Linked DNA regions of Homo sapiens: region 2 is linked to region 1. Evidence: chromatin loops called from intact Hi-C (ENCODE). Cell type or tissue: PC-3. All regions are shown on one strand.

The links. A loop is a pair of places that touch in the nucleus more often than their neighbours do. Peaks named below come from ENCODE experiments on the same cell type or tissue, not always from the same donor. Only the 100,000 strongest peaks of a DNase experiment are listed, where the experiment ranks them.
Region 2: it touches region 1 in a loop (4-fold over the local background); 15 of 110 quality-filtered maps call a loop at or near these places.

What each region holds. Positions count from the first base shown.
Region 1 is chr10:48,655,318-48,657,817 of GRCh38, forward strand. It overlaps a transcript of ARHGAP22 not described here. Among named protein-coding and RNA genes, the nearest start is that of WDFY4, 28 kb to the right of the region's middle. RefSeq lists a silencer at 649-1,238 and an enhancer at 1,489-1,558. In PC-3, a CTCF peak has its summit at 1,086 (motif pointing left); DNase peaks (open chromatin) are centred at 314, 734 and 1,094; H3K4me3 peaks cover 1,841 bases.
Region 2 is chr10:49,406,479-49,408,978 of GRCh38, forward strand. No RefSeq gene overlaps it. Among named protein-coding and RNA genes, the nearest start is that of DRGX, 12 kb to the left of the region's middle. In PC-3, CTCF peaks have their summits at 1,257 (motif pointing right), 2,172 and 2,373; DNase peaks (open chromatin) are centred at 1,273 and 2,143; H3K27me3 peaks cover 117 bases.

The sequences.
Region 1 (2,500 bases):
GGAACCACCTCTGTGACCTTTACCAACCTCAGCCTATAGTGGGGACAAGGTCCTACAGCGTGGGCCTCTCCTTTGGAAGGCTTTGGGACAGAGTTCTGCCCACCAGCTGGAGGACAGTGACCTCAGGGGGAGAAGGGACAGGAGACTGCTCTCCAGTCCCTCACCCCAGCCCTCGCCTTTCCCTCACCCACCTTTCTTTGCAGCAAGTTCAAAGGCAGGTCATACACCAGCTAAGCGGGCACAGCTGGGCACAGTTCCCGGGGCCTGCCGGGCAGCGCTGGGAAGGGCGGCAGAGAGCGCGGACTGGACGCTCGTCTTGGAATGACTCAGCCAGGAGCAGCCGCCAGCAGCATGGGCCACGCAGCAAACGGGCGCGCCGTGGGAGCTGGAGAGGCCAGGTCTTCTGGAACCAGGCCAGTGCACCCTGCCCGGGCGTCACCCCACCACGGACATTCACAATGACAGTCAGCACTTCTCAGCACACTGTGGATCACACGCATTAGCCTGGCACCTGGCAGCGCCCCGAGGTGGGCATCACGGTGGGATTGGGAGGCACTCCAGTCACAGGGTTCACCAGGGCCGAGGTGGCGACGAAAACCCGTCCCTCGGGCGTGGCAGTGGCCTGGCCACGTGCGCCCCAGGGCTTGCACCCGCATCTCCCGCCGGTGGTAAGCGGGGCCTCCAGCAGAGCGGGCGGGGCTGCTCACCTGGAACCAGGGCCAGCCGTCTCCTCCCCTGCCTCGGCCGCCCGGGGCCTGCCTGGGGCTCCTTCCTCGCCGCCCGGCGGCAGCTCTTGAGCTCCCGGCCCGCTCCTTTAGCCCCGCAGGCTCCCTGGCCGTGACCCTGTCCCCGGCCTCCGTGTGATGAGCAGGCGAGCAGGGCCGGGGGGATGCAGCCTGGGCCCCGCATCCTCAGGCAGGACGGAGCTCCCGGCTGCTCGGCGCCTCTGGGGGGGGGGGGGCGGGGGGGGGGGATGCGGCGCAGCGGGCGGTCCCAGCGAGTCAGAAGGGTGCAGCAGCCGGGTCGGGGATGGCCGGGCGAGGCTGACCCCTGCCGGGCAGCGCGGGTGGCGCCACGGGCGGAGGCGACTTCCTGGGCCCTGGTGCACGGCGCCCCCTGGCGGGCCTCGGGGAGGCGGCCTCCTGCGTGCCCGGACCGCTCGCTGCGCCTTCCCGCCTGGCTTCCGGTTACCCAACCTCATCTCGCCCGAGCCTCATCTGTAGCTCACCGTCCTGTGCGCCCTGTGCTGTTGGCAGGGCGTGTGGGATTTAGAGGGTTTTCTATACTGAGTCTTCCTCGGAGCAGGTGAATTCTGCATAGCTGGCCCAGTTCTGTGTCTTAAGTATGGGGAGAGAGTGGGGGCTGGAGAAATCACTAGCAGGGGAGGAGCCCTGAGGTTGCCGAGGGGGATCGGAGCTACTTCCCAAGGCGCCTACACCGCCCGTAGACTGGGAAACTACGGTCACAAAGGGTCAGCGCATTCCCCAAGGTCCCAGAGCCACACGCAGCATGGCTGGCATTTGAAAGTCAAAGCAGAGGAAGCAGGCAGGTGGCTCTTGTTGAACTGGCTTCCAGAGTCTGTGTTGGGCAGAGAGATCCTTCCCCGAGAGTGGAGTGGCCTCGTGCTCACCTGGGTTCAGCGTCAAGGTTCACCTGGAATCACCTGCACTCTTGTCCTTGACCAAGGCAGGGTGGTTAGCCATGGGCTGATAGCCTTGGAGAGCCTGATTCAGCCTTTGGGTAGAGCTGGGTCAGTCCAGCCTCAGGGCCATCACTCACCCGAAGCATTGTGGTAACCTGCCTGCCCCTGGAGACCCCGGGTGTGGGGCAGGGTGACCGTGGTGGAGAGTGGGAGCTGGCAGAGGTAAGGAGGCACACGTCTGCCACAGCACCAGAGCTCAGGGCGCCTGAGAAGCAAGGTCATAGCGTCCTGTTCTTGGACCCCGTCAGTCTCCACAGCTATAGGGGGCTCCATTGAAAAGAGTGTGCCAGACCTTCTCTGTCTGTGCCCTGGTGAGGGCTCACTCACTCTCCAGGCTTGCTGGGGGAGGAGGCACGAACTTCGGTGGAAAGAACAGAACTCAGGAGCCAGAGAATGGAGTTTGACTCCTGCCTCGGACACTTCTTAGCCGGGTCTCTAGGGGGCTCAGAGAGCCTGAGCCCCCTTCCTCATGTATAAAGTGAGGATAGTAATACTGCTGAATCCCTGGGTCTGTTAGAGAATGAAGCGAGGAAAGTCAGGCAGAGCACTTAACTAAGTGCCCAGCTCGCATTAAGTACACCATGCTCATGCCCATGGCCAGGATGGTGTGTTCCAGCTGCAACCTTTAGCAGGGGCCCTGGAAGTGCTTGTGTCTTCTGCTTCGTCCATCATTAGCAGCAGCAGAAGGTAGGGCAGTGTTTGCTTCTCAAACCAGGTTTCTCACACATTGAAAGATATTCTGCATTTAAATTTACATGATAAATTAAAATATAAGCCATTGGGATGAACACCTTATAA
Region 2 (2,500 bases), 750 kb after region 1:
AACGAAGGACATAAGACAAAAAATTAAAACTAGCAGTGGGAGGTGGCTCATGCCTGTAGTCCCAGCACTTTGGGAGGCTGAGGCAGGCCCAGGAGTTCCAGACAAGCCTGGACAACATGGCAAAACCCCATCTGTACAAAAAATACAAAAATTTGCTGGGCTAATTTTTGTTATTTTCTTAAAATAAATTTTCAGTAGATACATGATCTGATCAAAGAATAAGCATATTGCAGATGCCTCAAATTACTCACAGTCCTTCCTATTTCTGTGAAAGCCCATCAGTGACCATTGGCATGCAAGTATTTTTCTCTTCATCTTCACTTCCACCTTGAGCAACCTTCAGCTCCCCCTCCTTAACCAAGTGGCCCATCCTCTTGGGTGGTGAGACACCCACGAGCACAGCTCCATGTGGAAAACTACATCCATCATGCAAATCCCAGAGGCCTCTGAGTCAGCCACTCTAGTCAGTGGTGGCAAAGTTAGAGCCAGGCAGGGTCTCAGGGACGGCCTGGGATGTTGGACACTTATGTGAGGACCCAGGCCAGGGACAGAGGTCTGTAGGAAAGCCCTGAGCCTCCAGATAGATGCTTCAGTAAAGAGGCTGGCTGGGGGAAGAGGTCATAAGCAGGTAGCCCAAAGCTAAAGGTCTCTGGGGTGGAGCTGGAAGCCTGTAGAGGCAGGTCCTAGGACAATCAGTCATGAGGTCAGGGGTCTGTTTTCCGTGGCCAGGAAAAAAGATACTCACAAGTTCAGATAGTAAAGGAGTCAAGGTCAAGGCTGCTGGCTGTTTCTCCCAGGCAGGGTCATCTAGCATGTGGCATATGGTGGTCCTCAGAGCCTCCCCTGAACCCGCTTGGCTCCTCCCACGGTCTCAGAGGGCTGTCAGCAGCAGATGGGGCTCTCTGCCTACAGCCCTACAGAGAGACTCCTCAGTGGCCATACTTTCTGGGTCACTGGACAGAACTATAAACTCCATAAAAATGTAAATTCAGAGTAGTAACCACTGCCTCCGAGGGAGCACAGGGGAAACAGTGGGAAGCCAGGTAGCCTGCCACCAATCGTGGGAAAAGGGAAGTGGGGGCAGGGAGGGGTCTCTGCATCCCCAACATTCTCCCAGCTCAACTTCCTCAGACTGGGCTGAGAAGAGGCATTAACCTACTTGGTACTTTCTGAAACAGCTGCTGCTGTCCTGAAGTTGCACAGAGCCACCCAGCCCAGAATCATCCTCACTGATTTCAGCCAGAGCCAACAGCTGCCACCAGGTGGCACCAAACTGCAGACGGAGTAGCTCCTTTTCCGCTGGAGAGAGCTTCATGTGGATGGCAGGAGCCAGGGCCAATCTGGGTGTTCCTGCTCCTACTAAGGCCCTGGAACAGCCTGGGGTATCAGAAATTGCAAATGCCTGCTGGGTGGAGAATGGATGGATAGGTGGGTGGATGGAAGGAGGAAGGAGGAATGAAAAAATGGATGGATGAAGGGACAGATGATGGAGTTCATTCTACCTCCCTAGCCCCACAGTAGCTGGGCACCCCTTCTCCTTTAGGTGGGCACCACAGGTGAAGCTGGAGATGTGCCCTGGACCTCACAACTCCAACTCAAGAATATGTCCTCCCAGGTGCCTCTGCCTCTAGCTCCACCTGAGGTACACAGCCTGGAGAGAGGGCCTTTATTGAATAAATTAGTGGGGACAAGGTCTGCCTTCTGTGTCAGGGGGTAGAGAGCAAGAGGTCACTGGGGTGTCCTCACACTCTGCATCACACCGGGGGCAGTCGGGGAGAAAACCCATTCCTGTACCCCGTTCCCACTCCAGCCTGGCCAGACACCATCACCCACCTTCCCACCAGTCCTTGCCCTTCCCACTGTCTGGAAAGCTGCCCCTGGGTGGCCTTCAAGACTCTGGCCCTCACTTCATCCTAATCTCGGCTTAAAGTCTTCTCTTCAAGAGAAGACTTCCGAGACGAAAGAAGCCCAATTCTCGTCCCCACTACTCTCCACCTTTATTCTTGCTTTGGTTTCCTGCTTAGCTGTTAAGTCCTTCTCAAATGCTTTATTGGCACATGCTTGGTGTCTGTCTCAGTGCTCTCATGCAAGCTCCACGGTGCACCCTGGCTTCTAGAACAGCACCTGGCATGCAGCATTTTGTTACGTAAATGAGCCCCAGCTCCCCTACTGGCTGGACCAGCAATAGGCAGCCCCTGGTCCCCATGGCTACCCCCAGCCGGACTCCCCTCCACCAGGAGAGTTCATTATCCCTGAGAAGTTCACCGTTGCAGTAAAAAGGCGACACCTCCTTAATTACCCTGCTAATTACAAGTCCTGTAGTCCTCAACTGTGCACCAACACCGTTGCAAATCTCATTTCCTTGCAAAGTCCAGGATAAACAAATCCAATATATTTTGTTTTAATTATTGCTGTTTAATGGACCATAATGAAACTATAGTGAGGGTGCACAAAAGGAGATCATTTGGAGTATCCACCTGTGCAGGTCCAGTGGTGAGTG